3 separate regions of the Homo sapiens genome follow, and all the other regions are linked to region 2. Evidence: chromatin loops called from intact Hi-C (ENCODE). Cell type or tissue: PC-9. All regions are shown on one strand.

Region 1 (5,000 bases), 890 kb before region 2:
CATTAGGCCCAGTTTTTTTTTTTTTTTTTTTTTAATAACAAAAGCTCAGCCTTTGGTTGAAGGTTGTCACATCAAGCTTAGGGAATGCAGTGCTTCCTGGCCTTCTGTGGAAAAAATTCAAGCACTGACGTTGTCATTTAGAGTGGAGCCAAAATTGAATGGGAAAACACACTTGTACAAATGACATGCACAAGTGGCTGATTGGCCCCTCATTGATATCTGATGTGCAACCCCCTCAAAACAGCTACAGATCATGTGTGAATTCTTTACAAGATGTGCCAGTTAATTAAATGTCCAAAATGGCACCACATACTTTGTTCAAAAAAGTGAGGTCCATGGAGTTAAGATGTGGAAAAAAACACGTTTGAAAACTGTCTAGTCTTCAGTAATTGAAGTATGTGTGAAACTTTTGTTACTTTTACCTCAAGTTATATACTTAGTAGATTGGGAAAATGGGCACCTGACCGAATTACCAAAATAGTTTAATACAAAGAAGATAAGATTTTTGTGATCTACAATTAAAAGATTCTGAAGAGTGAAAATTACCGTCTCAAATTCAGCTACAATTTGCTAATTTTGGAACAGTTGTTCGATATGCAATTTCCTCACATTCTTACCCTTTGTGCCACACACGAAGGGAAAATTGGGAATATCTTTCACAAGGTGGTACTACTGGGAATTGTTTTAACTTATATTGTCATGTTACACCTGGATGAGGAAACATATAAAGTAATTAAGTGAAACCTACTGAGGAAAACAGGGATTTCAGCTGAATTTAGCTAATTAATCCCAAGACTGGCCCCAAGTGTAGAAAGAAAAAATATTCCAAGGGGTTCTCCTTACCGGTTTTAATTTAGCTCTGGGCAATGGCAGTGTGATTCTGCTGGTTTTGTATCTCATTACCCTCAAGAGCACCCTTTTTCCCTCCTGTGACCCGCACTTCAAAGGTGATAACATCACCTCATCAATTGTCAATGCTACCAGTTCAATAACCAGCTATCATGGTGGGGCATCTTTCTTGATGAGAGGCAGATCTTGGCTCTCTCCAAAAATAGCTTGCATGCAGTGCCAGGTAACCCCAGATTTCCTCAGTCATCTAAGCTCAGGAAAAAGACTTCATACCTGTGCTTTCTTTGGGACATGTTCATAGTCAAATAAGGATTATATTTCCTGTGACTTTGGTCTTGAGACATAACTGACCATAATATTTTTTTTCATATCAGTACCCATCATAACCATCTTCCTTTAAAACCAGTGAAAATTGTCTATATTAATAAATGTTATCTATGCTTCCCTATCCCGTTGAATTTAGCAGTCTGAATTTTAAAAAGAGACAGAACGATGGAGCTTTTCATTCAGTATCGCATGGTACAATAATAGTTACTCTAGGGAATTAGCTTTCACTAAACCCTAGCAAGAGTCGCAAATTAATATCTCAGGTGGTGCTATGTTAGAGTTTAGAAGGCCTTCCCCAGGTAGAGAAAGAAAGTTCCCCAGGGGTCTCTGCACTATGCAATATGATGTTATGCAGAAACCAGGTAAGAGCCTCAGGAGGGCGGGGGAGGTGCAGAGATGTGCACCGACTGGGAATGTCCACGGAAGGAATTATCACCGCTTCTTTGTGTGAGGAAGATGGCTCAGAAAGCATTTACTACAATCTGTGCTGGAAATCCTGCCTTGCAACCTTGCCTTTCCTCTACGAGAACAGGGCTATATTTAACATCTGCAACCTCCTATTTTGTCAAACTATAGGAGCATGACATTGTGGAGGTCAAAGTTACCATATTAAAAACCAGAACTCTCATTTAAAAAATTAACCTCAAAGTTTAAAACAAAATTAGTTCACCTTTTACTATTACGAAAAAAATAATATTGAGTAATATTAGGTGCTCTCCAGCAGTGATAATATTTGGTTAAAATATCAGAGGTAATTTAAATAAAAATAGGATGCAAATTAAGTTTTTAAAATTCTTTTAACAACGATAACTTTTTCAAGTAAAAATGTGAGACAGTGAATAGAGAATTCTACCCTTTTTTTGGAGAGAACAACTGTTCCCCAACTCTAGTAATTAAAACTGTGTTTTTTTTTTTTTTTTAAAGGAAAGTAGCAAGTACTGTAGTGAAAAATACTGCTCCGGAGTACTCTCTGCTGTGTACTATTGTAATGCATCAATTTTCATGTGTCTGCATACCACAATATTCTAAAAGAGGTCTAGAATTTGAGGGATGAATGATTTAGTCATGGTTTAGGTGAAATTTTTTGTTTCAAATTTAATCGAGACAATGTGCATTTTAAGACTTTAATTTTGCTTATAGTAATTTAACCAATTTTTAGGAAATGCTCTGACTCTGCTGTCGATACCAGCATCAACCACACGATGTCACCAATAACTACAGTACTGACTTAGCCTTGGGATGAAACTTTAATGCACACATTTCTCCATAGGTTAAATTATTTTCTATTTTGTTCATGAATTTTCTATCTATAAAACTAGCAATCATTTAATTATAATATAATTAATTATATTATTTATTATTAATTCACAACAATAGTGTGATTCCCAGAATTTACAATTTTTGAGGTTTACTTTAAAAAATATTAATAATAAAATGTAAAAGTAATATCCTTTTAAAAGATCCATTTGCTTAGTCACCTTCACATATGTTCTGATGATATAACTCGGAGGTATAGTAAGAATTAATCAAACGGCATGTATTGAACACTATTTTTCAGGCTCTGTGGTGAGACACATTCATACACACACACGTGTGTGCACACACAAATTCATAAGCTGTAGCACACTTGAGTCTTAATCAAGAATTCTTCTAGAATTCTTTTCTTATGTGAAAGCTAGAAGGAATAGAATACTCTTGCTCCCCTAAAATTGTACCAGCCATGCTTAATATTTATGTGTTATATAAATACTCTTTTTGGCATAACACAAGATTAATTAAAGTAACATTTGACCTCTTTTCATGAAGGTAAAGCCGATCTTTTCTATCTCCAGTTCTTCCCACAAATGTATTCTGAATTTACAAGGTTAAAAAAATAAACATATTGTGATTGTAAGACCAACTTTTTCCCTTGAAATGGTTTATCATAATATTATGCTTAATTATGCAAATATGCTGGAGGCTTTTTTTATGGGTGCATCAGCCAAATTCAAATACATTAAAGATGACAAATACATATTCATTTACACATTCAGCACATATATGCCTGTATGCAGAATTCAATTAATTTATAAATAAATTGATACACGTAATGATACAAATATTAAAAAGTGAGAAGGTATGGAGCAAAGCTATTTGAAGAATGCTTATGGAAAACATCCTTCCATTAAAAATAACAAACTTCTAAGGAATTAAATTTATTTTGTGGATTATTCTCTATTCACTCCAAAGAAGATTTCTGAAGAAGGAAGAATTTTAGTATTATAAGATTGGCAATTTTACTAGCTCTAAAAAATATCAACTGAAGTTTTATATTGTTAAAATGGATATGCTGTTATTTTTAAAGGAACATAGGAGGGGAGGAGAAAATAAAAAAGATCTTAATCAAAAACCTTAGTGAGATCTAAAAAAATCGAATAAAAATTTCAAGAGTTTCCAAATATTTGGTGGAGAAAACATACAGGTGAATCTTTAATTTAACAAGCTAGATATTTGGCCTTATTTATATACAGTCAAAGAAAGAGAAATGCATATTTGTATTAGAGTTGTCAGATTTGTGACAAATGCAGTATATAATTTCCTTTTTATTGTTTTTCTGAGGTATTTTAAAATTTTAAACCAAATTTCAAATTTTTTAATTTTGTAGATTATTTTTAAAGTCACCTGGTTTCAATGATGAGCAGGGCCTTATAAAAACAGCACACATTCTACCTTTAAGGCTAGTATTTGTGACTGGTTTTTACATTTGCTATTTCAATGCAACACATCGATTTATAAATTAATCTTATCCCCAGACATCAAAAAATACAAGGTAAATATTTTTTCCTTTTTTTGGTATGTAATAAACACTCTTGAATTGGCCCTACTTTTAAAACTGTCATCATAATGAACTTTCACAACAAAATAGCATTGACATTTATAAATAAACCTGCCTATGGCTACACTATACACTATATACTTTAATATATATTTACATTCCCAATGTCTTTGAGTACAGTCTTCTTAACAGCAGAGTTAAAAAAAGCATCTCATGTATTCATAAAAACTAAGAAAAATAAACACAAGCTTTATAAGATAAAGCTTGAAATAATGACAGATATACCATTGTATTAATTAATGACCTCCCAATTTGGACTTGCATAACAATAATAACAATTCCATTTTATAATGATCTATTAAGAATTTTTTTCATTTGTGTCTGGTGACTGAAATACATTCATATATGGTTATTTACACTATAATATATCAATGGTTTATATTTATCCTAGCAACAACCTGTTCAGCTAACAAAAACCTTAACATTGGTACATTCATACTAACGTTTCTAGCTAAACATATTATGTTTTCTTAGAAGAAGAGTTCTTCTAATAAGGGCTTTTTTGAGTGTATGATTTTTAATATTTGATAAAAGATGAAAGATTTTCATAACTTTAGAACTGTGACACTATAAATATCTTGAGGAAACTGCAAATATTTTAATATACATTTATACTTATAAATATGATTTTAGGTTTAGATTTTAAATGTTCATTTCACTCTAGGTGATAATGCTAGTTCAAACTATTGTAATATTTTTAAAGACAAACTTCCAGTTAATTTTCTTTTTTTCTTTTTTTTTTTTTTTGAGATGGAGTCTTTCTTTGTCGCCCAGGCTGGAGTGCAATGGCGCGACCTTGGCTCACTTCAACCTCTGCTTCCCGGGTTCAAGTGATTCTCCTGCCTCAGCCTCCCGAGTAGCTGGGATTATAGGTGCCCACCACCACACCTGGCTAATTTTTGTATTTTTAGTAGAGACGGGGTTTCACCATCTTGGCCAGGCTGGTCTT
Region 2 (5,000 bases):
CCCCGTAGATACCAAGGGACAACTGTATTCAGACTTTCATGTCTGGATTATTTTGCTTTGCTATTTTGTGAGATTTATTCATATCATTGTGAGTAGCAGTTCTTTTCCTTCTACTATATTTTTATATGAACATGCAGCAACATATTATGCATTTTCTTGTTGTATTTTATTTTATATTTTTAGAGATGGGATCTCACTCTGTTACCCAGGCTTGAGTGCAATATTGCAATCATAGCTCATTGCTGCCTTAAACAACCGGGCTCAAGGGACTCTCCCACCTCACCCTCCTCATCTGGGACTACAAGCACTGCCATCATGTCTGACTAATTTTTAAAACTATTTTTAAAGATGATAGGGGAGTCTCACTATGTTGCCTAGGCTGGTCTCAAGCTCCGGGCTTCAGGCAATCCTCCCATCTCAGTCTCTTGAATAGCTGGAATTACAGACGAGAGCCACTGTGCAGGGCACATTTTATTTTTGATGAATATTTGTATTGTTTATGCATTTTAGCTACAGTACATGAAGTTACTTTGAATATGTCTTTATATGTTTTCAGTGGACAATAACTTTCATTTCATTTGGATATTTACATACAAGTGGAATTGCTAGGTCACTAGATAAGCATATCTTTAACTATAAGTGATCCTGCCAATACGTTTTTCAAGGTAATTATACTAACTTATTCTCCATTATTGGTGGGTGCAAGTTCCAGTGGTTCATTAAATTCAGCTTTTTCAGTTTTTGCAAAAAAATTTGTGGTCATTTTCAGTGAGAATGTAGTAATATATTTATTATGAGTGGTTTTTTTTTTTTGGTTTGTTTTTGGGTTTTTTTTTTTTTTTTTTTTTTTTTAAGACAGAGTCTTGCTTTGTTGCCCAGGCTGGAGTGCAGTGGCACGATCTCGGCTCACTGCAACCTACACCTCCCAGTTTCAAGTGATTCTTCTGCCTCAGCCTCCCAAGTAACTGGGACTACCACCATGCCCGGCTAATTTTTGTATTTTTAGTAAAGACGGGGTTTCACCATATTGGCCAGGCTGGTCTTGAACTCCTGATCTCATGATCCACCCACATCGGCCTCCCAAAGTGCTGGGATTACAGGCATGTGCCACTGCGCCCGGCCTATTATGTGGTTTTGATTTGAATTTTCTTAACATCTTACAATATTAATCACCTTTTCCTGTGTTTGTTATTTGTAAAGTACCCTTTTCCAGTCTTCTTAAAAATAAATTAGCAGCGATCCAAATTGGTGATGTAGATGCAAGCTGGCTTCACCCACTCCACCCCACAGAAAACCAAAACCAAATACACATCAGTGAAGTTATCACCAGCCATATCCCAGAACTCAAATATTAGGATGAATCAGTTCCCTGGGCTGCAGAGGAGTGAAAAATACTCCAAGAAGACAGTCAAAGAATAGGATTTTCATATCCATGACACCCCTTCTGCCAGTCTACCTGGCCCCAAGCATGCGGAAAATTTCCTTGACTCATGATTTCTACACTGGAAAAAGTGAGATAAAGGTGGACAACCAGATTACTCACCATCTTGTGTTCCCTGGCAGGAGATCTGTTCATGCCTCAACCACGGGAAGCATGCCCGAGGGGAGAGAAAGCCCTGAAGACAGCTAGAGACAAAGTTGGGAGGTGGGACTACCATCCCCAGCATGGGAAATACTGCTCTGTAACTAGGCTAAAGGAGACACCAAATAAGAGTGGCTGTTCACTAACACCAGGGTGTAGAAGGTATGTTCCACAAATCCCCTGGGCACAAACCCCTAGCCAACCTTTTAACACTGCTGGTGATAGAGACAGGAGGCAGCCAAATGCCACTCAGGTCATTGTGCACAGGGGGCTTGCCTAAACATGCCCAGGGTACAAAATTCTGTCTCTTAACTCATGCACAGTAAAGTAAATAAATCAATGTTGAGTGACTCAGAGTAAAGGCCCACCTACACACTGGGAGAATGGGGTGGAGCCACCTGAAATTTACCCCTTATGAAGGGAGGAGAAGCCTGGCCCCTTCAGCTCCTGTGTGGTGGCCTGGTATTCCATCTGTGAGTTGGGAGCCTGTTGGCAGTACCCTCTCTTTTTTTGCTGAGAGCTTTCTTTTAATAAATTCTGCTTTCTTCACCTTTCAATGTGTCTGTATTCTTAATTTTTCCTGGTCATGAGACAAGAACCCAGATTTTAGCTGAGCTAGAGAAAAATCCTGTATCATTGGGATGTCCCCTTTGGGATCTCATCCATTCCAGCAGGGCAGTGCTCTAATTGTTTGCTAAAGCTGAAGCAAACCTGGACTTAAGATGCCATCTAGTGCCAAAAAGGAGGCAGTGACCTAGTGGAAAAAATACAAGAAATTCAATGGGTAAATTAAGAATTTTTAAGCAAACACTTCAAATAAAAATTTAAACAAGCCAATTAAAAAATCTGGAATAAGTAATTAATTTTTCAATGCAAATGCATAGACACACACCCACTAGAAGCATCAGCAAACAATGAACCATGACCTCCACAAACAGACAAAGCAAGGAACAAGTGACTAACTTATGAACTCTCTGACCCAAAATTCAAAACAGCAGCTGTAAGAAAACTTGGTGATCTCCAAGATAAAACAGAAAAGTAATTGAGAAACTTATCAGAAGGATTTAACAAAGAGATTGAAATAATTTTCAAAAATCAAACAGAAATCTCAGAACTGAAAATTTATTTGCTGGACTGAAAAATTTATTGGAGGCTCTCAATAGTAGAACAGATCAACAAGAGGAAAGAGTCACTGAGCTCAGCCAGGCTATTTGAAATTACATCATCAGAGGAGAAAAAAGGAATGAAAAGAAACAAAGATTACCTACAGAATATAGGAAATTACTTCAAAAGACTATACCTGAGAATTATTGGTATTCGAAACAAAGTTGAGCAAGAGCACTTGGTAGAAAGCTTATGCCAAAAAAAGAGAAAAAAACTTTCCAAAACTTGATAAAAATATAAATATCTAGGTACAGGAAGATCAGAGAACACCAAACAGATTCAACCCAAATAAGACTATCCCAAGGCATGTAATAATCAAAATCTCAAAGGTTTTTCAAATAAGACTATCCCAAGGCATGTAATAATCAAAATCTCAAAGGGACAAACAGTTGATTCTAAAAGCATCAAGAAAAAAAGCAAGTAACATATAAAAGAACTCCAATTTGTCTGGCAACAGACTTTTCAATGAAAACTATGTGGGTCAGGAGGGAGGAAAAACATTTCCAAACTGCTGAAAGAAAAGAAAAAAAAAAAACCTGTCACCCAAGAATGCTTTATCCAACAAACCTATTCTTCAGTTATGAAGACAAGATAAAGTATTTCCCAGACAAACAAAAGCTAAGATAATTTACCACACCAGACCCTTCTTACAAGGAATGCTAAAGGGAGTTATTCAATCTTAAAGAAAGCAAAACTAACATGCAAGGAGGAAACATTTGGAAACATAAAACCCACTGGTAAAATTAAGTAGACAACCTAAGAATAATCTAATATTGCAATTGTGCTGTGTAATCTACTCATAACTCCAGTATAAAGCCTAAAAAGCAAATCTATAGAAAACAATAGCTACAGGAACATGTTAAGAGACAGGCAATATAAAAATATGTAAATTGAGATAACCAAAGGTCGAAATGTGGTGGAGATGAACCTAAAGTATATAATTTTTTTAGCTTCTTGTTTGTTTCTGATTTTTTGAGATCTAAAATAAATGATCATATTTTTAAAAGATTTTGTTTTAAGAGGATTTTTATAAGCCACAGATGCAAAAACCTATAATAGATTCACTAAAAATAAAAAAAATCATACTGCCAGACAAAATCAAAACATACTGCCAGAGAAAATCACTTAACCACAAAGGATCACTGTGGGAAGGAAAGAAAGGAAGAGAGGAGTTACTAAACAACTGAAAAACAAGTAAGAAAATGGCAGTAGTAAGTTGTTACTTATATATAATAACAATGAATGTAAATTAACTCATTTTTCTATTAAAAGACACAGAGTGGCAGAATGAATAAAGAAACAAAATTCATGTTTCTTATGTCATATGTGGCCTGCAAGAAACTCACCTCACTTATAAAGACACACATAGACAGAAAAGAAAGGGGTGGAAGAAAAGGATATTCCATGCAAGTAGAAAGCAAAAAAGAGAAGGGGTAGCTATACTTAGACAAAATAGACTAAAGTTAAAGACTAAAAAGAGACAGAAATGGTCACTCGATAATGATAAAGGAGTCAACAATACAGCAGGAGGAGATATGACAATTATAAATATCTATACACCCAAGACCAGAGTACCCAACTATATAAAGCAAACATAAATCAATCTAAAGGCAAGATAGAGTACAATATAATAATAGTAGGGGATATCAACACCCACTCTCAATAATGAACAGATTATACAGGCAGAAAGTCAAAAAAGAAACTGAAGTTAAACTACATACTAGACCAAATGTCTTAATTGACATTTACAGAACATTTCACCTGACTGCTGCAGAATACAAATTCTTTTTATCAACACATGTAACATTCTCTAGATTATATTTTAGGCCACAAAGCAAGTATTAACAAATTCTAAAAAGAATCATATCAAGTATTGTTTCTAATTGCAGTGGAATAAAAGTGGAAATTGATACCAAAAACCACCTTGGAAACTACATACAAAAAATGGTAATTTAACAATATGTTCCTGAATTTCCAGTGCATCAATGAAGACATTAAGAAGGGGATTTTAAAATTTCTTGAAACAAATGAAAATGGAAATGCAACATACCAAAATCTATTTGATACAGCAAAAGCAATGCTAGGAGGGACATTTATAGCAATAAACATCTACATCAAAAAAATTGAAAGACTTCAAATAAACAACCTAACAATGCACCTTAAGGAGCTAGAAAATCAAGAACAAGCCAAACTGAAAAAACGTAGAAGGAAAGAAATAATGAAGATCAGAGTAAAAATAAATATAATTGAGACC
Region 3 (5,000 bases), 960 kb before region 2:
ATGTAGCCTTAATAGAATGAAGTAGTACATTACAGGGACTAGATCGCTTTTAGGCCAATACCTCTTTGTAATCTCCTTTAACTATTAATACTCAGTTTCTGTAATAGGTGAATTTTTAAAAAAGAGATTTATATTTATTTATGATGCTTAACATTCCAGGTTCTATAAATAGAACACGAAAGCAATATGAAAATAAGTCTGTGTTAAAGACAATATAAGAAGGGATCAGTTAATTCACATTTCATTGTCTTTATCTGGAGAGAAAGTTACTGAATAGAAGAGCAAACCATGGTGATGTTTGTAAAAGGCAATGTACACCCTTAGCATTGTAGCTAATTTGATGGATTTTTTTAAATATAAAAAAGCATGTTGTTTGGCTGTTTCAATTGTCTTGTTGTCTGAGACGTTGTAGATACATTGCCAATCACTTCCAGCTTAAATGAGCTTTCATTAAGAGTATTAGTCCTGCAGAATTCCCCAACTCATCTCAGCTTGTTAGTGGTGGAGCAAAGACAAGATGTTCTACTTTCCTTTTCTGCATGTTTGCGGAACATCTTTTAGCTAGCTAGCTTCCTCTCCCTGCCACCAACCACTGCAAAATGTTATCCCTAAAGATGTAACACATCCATCACGCCAGTTTGAAGTAAAATTCCAGCTAAACCCAGTTAATACTGCTGTCTAAATATTAATTTTCGGCTTACTTGTTGCCATTCTTTCATTTCATGGCTTCTTTTTCCTATGGTTTTAGAAAAACCCAAGGATGTAACTCCTGAAATGTTTCATGGTTTTCTGTTTGCTTACCCACATTTTATTTCTATTCTCAAAACTAGGGGAATAAAACATTCCTGATAAGAGATGTGGCTCAGGTTGATCAATACTTGCCGTCTCCCTCACCTCCAGAAGAGTGTGGTAGCATCCCGCCCAGAACGTATACTTAGGATGTGGTGAATTGTCGTGACTATTTATTTTCGTGGTATCTCCTAGATGGTGAGGGCAGAAACCTCGTTCTGCTCTTCTCAAGTGTATGGCACATTTCAAAAATAGGTATTTGAAGAAAAATGCCTGGCAGTCTAGGACAGTGACTTAACCTTAACCTTAGAATTTAAGCTTTATCACTTAACTCTCTGTCCTAGGAATATCACTCACTGTCTCAGACTCTCAATTTCTTTATCTGTACAATGAAATGGTTTCTTCACTGCTCACCTGAAGGAACTGGTGTGAGGCTCAAAATGACTAAAATGCATGAAATGATTTTCTACATTTTTCTCCATATATCAAACATTATCATTAGAGCCCTTAACCTAGGAATTTTGTAGTTTCGTTGGTGAACTTTCAGCAAGACAAGTTTGTTTTTTTGGGAGAGTATTCCTGACTCTGCTAATATTCAAAAACTGACTTTTTGGGATCTGCATGCAGTTGCTCATATAGTTGTGTTATGGTTCTTACATGTGTGTTTTTATCAAAAATTTCAAACTCATGAGATCTTAGTCTATATGGACTGGTCTAAAAACTGGTTTTTAAAAGCGATCTGCTTTTAAGATGACCCAATATCAGAAGCATAATGACCTAGTTGCATACATTTCATTATTCTCTTAGAATCCAGAGGAAGCAGATCAGGACTTCTGGTAGCCAAGGGTGATGTTAAATTTTTTTTTTTTTTGGTGTGACATAATCTCAAATTCACCCAGTCAGGATGTGGCAAAATCTGATTTTCTGTTTTATATGCATAGGGTTTTTTTCTATGGCAGCTTGCCACCAACCAGATTGGTTTAGATGCCCATTAATCAAATCAAGTCAAAATGACAGCGTGCATACTCTGAAAGCTCCAGTTTGTAGTGCCTAGAAGGAGGTCAGGTAGGCAGCAAACACCAAACCTGTGTTGTGGTGAGAATGGCAATCAACTTGTGAGGAGCTGCCATTGGTGGGAGGAAATACAGTATAACGGTTAAAAGAATGGGTTTTGATGTTACTCAGATATGGGCTTATAAGTGTTCTTTGCTTTTTACAAGTTATATAACTTCTAAGCCTCGATTTTTCCATCAGTAAAATATACAAATACATAACAGGCATAATGGGATTGTTATGAGAATTTAAATAGGACTTGCTCATCACAGTGTAGGTGCTCGATAAAAGGTAATTATATTATCTGCAATAACCAGTGATACTAATAGTCAATTAAAATAACAGTTATATTATTAATAATAATGGTGCTTACATATGATAGGTACTGTACTAAGAACTCATAAATATTAACTCACTTAATCCACACACACAGATAAAGACTATTATTGGCCTGGGTTAACAACTGAGACTCAGAGAAGTTAAGTAAATTGTTTAAGGGAAAAGGCACAATTGGGTTTTAAATGCAGGCACTTTGACTCCAGAAGCAGAGTTCTTAGTCACCACACTATACCACAGATGCCTTCCTGCCCAGTGATACTGTCAAGGATTTAATATTTTAGTGAAATGAGTGTCAATGTTTTGGACGGTGCAGGAAAGACAGTATATTATACTATTGTGGCTCTTCATTGGTACCTAGATTCAACAGTCATAGAATGGGTTTGTGTCCACTAGGTGGCATTGCTGTTTTAATGAAATGTGAACCAAACCACTATTTAGGCTTAGGGGTCTCCTAAATTTGAGAGCACTGGCAGGACAGCCCATTTGCATCCCTAAATGTCTGATGAAAAAAATCCTCCAAAATTTGAAACATATTTAAAGATATCTAAAGACTAGAGGTATCTTGAAATAATTGAGTAAAATATACGCGAGTTTATTTTGCATGTCAATGTCTGTGCAGAGTGTCTGGATAAATTTTGAGATTCTCTAGTCCAGTTCTGTCAGTTCACAGAATAGACTCAGGGTCAGAGAGGAAAAATGACTTGTTCAGGGTAACGCAGACCTGATGGTTTGGCTGTAGTTCTCTTTCCATAATATTTAATGTGGTTGCTAAATCATAAACAAGTTATGATTTATTAATTCTTAGAAGACTCCCCTTTTGAATATAGGCCAGAAGATTGCTCCACTGTTGTGAGTTTTTGTTTTATAAGGATTCAAACATATCTCTCAAATTAATAGTAGACTCAGGAACTTAGATATTAAGTAGTATAAATGCAAAGGAAGGTGCCTTTTCCCTCTTGAAAAGTTTGAATGACTATTTTAAATGACCGTCCCTATTAGTTGACAATGCAGTCTATGAATTGAGACCCATGGCAGGTAGCAGGTTAACAGAGGAGTGGAGGGACTCTGGAATCAGACTGTCTGAGGTGAACCCTGGCTCTGTCATTTAGTAATTATAGGACTCTGGGAAGTTATGAGACATCTCTAAGCTTCGGTTTCAGCATCTGTATAACAGAAATACTATTTTAATTTATCTTTTAAGATGTTCGTGAAAAGTAAACGTGTGAAGGGCCCATGATATAGTAAAAACAGTTAAGGATGACAGTAATAATTAACTATTTTTGTTATTTTAGTTGATGTTTCTTTTTTTGTGTGTCTCTCAGCTGTGAAAGTCATTACAGGTGCTTTGTCAACAATGTTACTCACTGTCACATGCTGCATTGCTAAAAGGGAGAAATAACGCTTCAGGTTTATAACTGTGTAACATTGCTTCTTCCTCAACCAGATGGTACAAGTAGCCAAGAATATGGCCATGTATTTCATTATGTGTTCACAGCAGCTTAATTTAAAACACTTGTAGGCTTTAGGCTCCTATTTGCAGGTTAGACAGAGAAGGTGACCGAGCATGTAGCATAAAACAGTAATAGCTAAGAGTTATTGAGCACTTCCTGAGTGCCAAACCTTGCTATGGTTTACACGTATTAACTCATTTAAGCTTTACAATGTCCCTGTGAGCTACAAGCTAATGCTTTCCCCCTTGTAAAGATGAAGGAACTGGGATTGAGAAACTTGCTCCAGCTTAAATAGTAAGCCAAAGAGCCAGGATTTAAACTCAGGTAGCACAGTTCTTAATTGCTCTGCTCTGCCACCTCTTTGGGCAGAGCCCTTGAAGAAATGTAAAGAGCCCTTGAAGGTTCCTGAGCTCTAGCCTGCTTTCTCCAGTACACTAAATATTGCAGTGAAGCCTGGGATCACATCGCCACTGTTTGCTTAGCTCTTCTAGCCTACTGTTAACATGCAACCCTGTTACCCAGGAGAGTAATGTGTTAAACCTACTTCAATATTTTTATGGCAGTTAGTTGATGAGATTAACTGGTTAAACATTTAATAGACTCCTGAGTTCGATGGAGTAAAACAAAGTTGCAGTGGGTCAGAAGAGAGCTTGCCTAAGGCAGGGCACTCTTGAAGATCGCTCCTTAGGAATCGAAGGAAAGAGGATCAGCTTTCTGATGCAATCATGCCTATGACTAGCTTATTTGTTGCTCTCATGTTCTATAAGATTCCAGACTACACTCTTTTCATTGCTGTAATTCAGAATCCTATATGGAATTCTTGAATTCAGATTTCCAAGAGCCTTGGCGGTCTTCTGGTCTATCGCCCTGACTTCACCAAGAAGGAAGCTGAGATACTGTTTGCTTAAAGTTTGTCCCCATTTATCTTAGAGGAAGAGTTGGGCCCCTGTTCGTTTGGTTATTCCACACTGTTTCTATATCCTTCAGCAATTTCACTTTGAATAGCATCAACTTTGAATACATGCCGAAATTTCCCTGTTTATACCAATAACATTTTTCCTTCAGTGAGAACCCAAATTCAACAGATAGCATCTGTTCTTTACAGATAGCATCTTTCTATTTATAATTTCTTCTTTCTTCCTTTGCTTGAAATAAACTTTTATGGGGTGGGGAAAAATGACATTTATTAGAATATATTTAAAAATCAATTTGTTTTCTCAGTAGAAGCTGTGAATCCAAGTAATTCAATTTAAGTCTTAAGAAAATTACCATACTAAATAGGACCAAGGTAAATTCAAAGCAAAATCTCAAAAAAAGCCACTGGGAGGAGACTTCCACTTACCGATTTCAGTCATGGTTATCCCTGGT

The links. A loop is a pair of places that touch in the nucleus more often than their neighbours do. Peaks named below come from ENCODE experiments on the same cell type or tissue, not always from the same donor. Only the 100,000 strongest peaks of a DNase experiment are listed, where the experiment ranks them.
Region 1: it touches region 2 in a loop (17-fold over the local background); 17 of 110 quality-filtered maps call a loop at or near these places.
Region 3: it touches region 2 in a loop (5-fold over the local background); 12 of 110 quality-filtered maps call a loop at or near these places.

What each region holds. Positions count from the first base shown.
Region 1 is chr9:74,568,498-74,573,497 of GRCh38, reverse strand. All of the region lies in intron 1 of RORB (RAR related orphan receptor B), which reads right to left. Among named protein-coding and RNA genes, the nearest start is that of RORB-AS1, 72 kb to the right of the region's middle. In PC-9, CTCF peaks have their summits at 2,147 and 2,357; no DNase peak of the experiment used is centred here.
Region 2 is chr9:73,681,347-73,686,346 of GRCh38, reverse strand. No RefSeq gene overlaps it. Among named protein-coding and RNA genes, the nearest start is that of ANXA1, 530 kb to the right of the region's middle. RefSeq lists an enhancer at 1,002-2,201. In PC-9, CTCF peaks have their summits at 2,115 and 2,320 (motif pointing left); a DNase peak (open chromatin) is centred at 1,496; H3K27ac peaks cover 781 bases.
Region 3 is chr9:74,642,790-74,647,789 of GRCh38, reverse strand. It overlaps RORB (RAR related orphan receptor B), which reads right to left. Exons shown (of 10, transcript NM_006914.4): 4 at 4,975-5,000. Among named protein-coding and RNA genes, the nearest start is that of RORB-AS1, 150 kb to the right of the region's middle. In PC-9, a CTCF peak has its summit at 2,568 (motif pointing right); no DNase peak of the experiment used is centred here.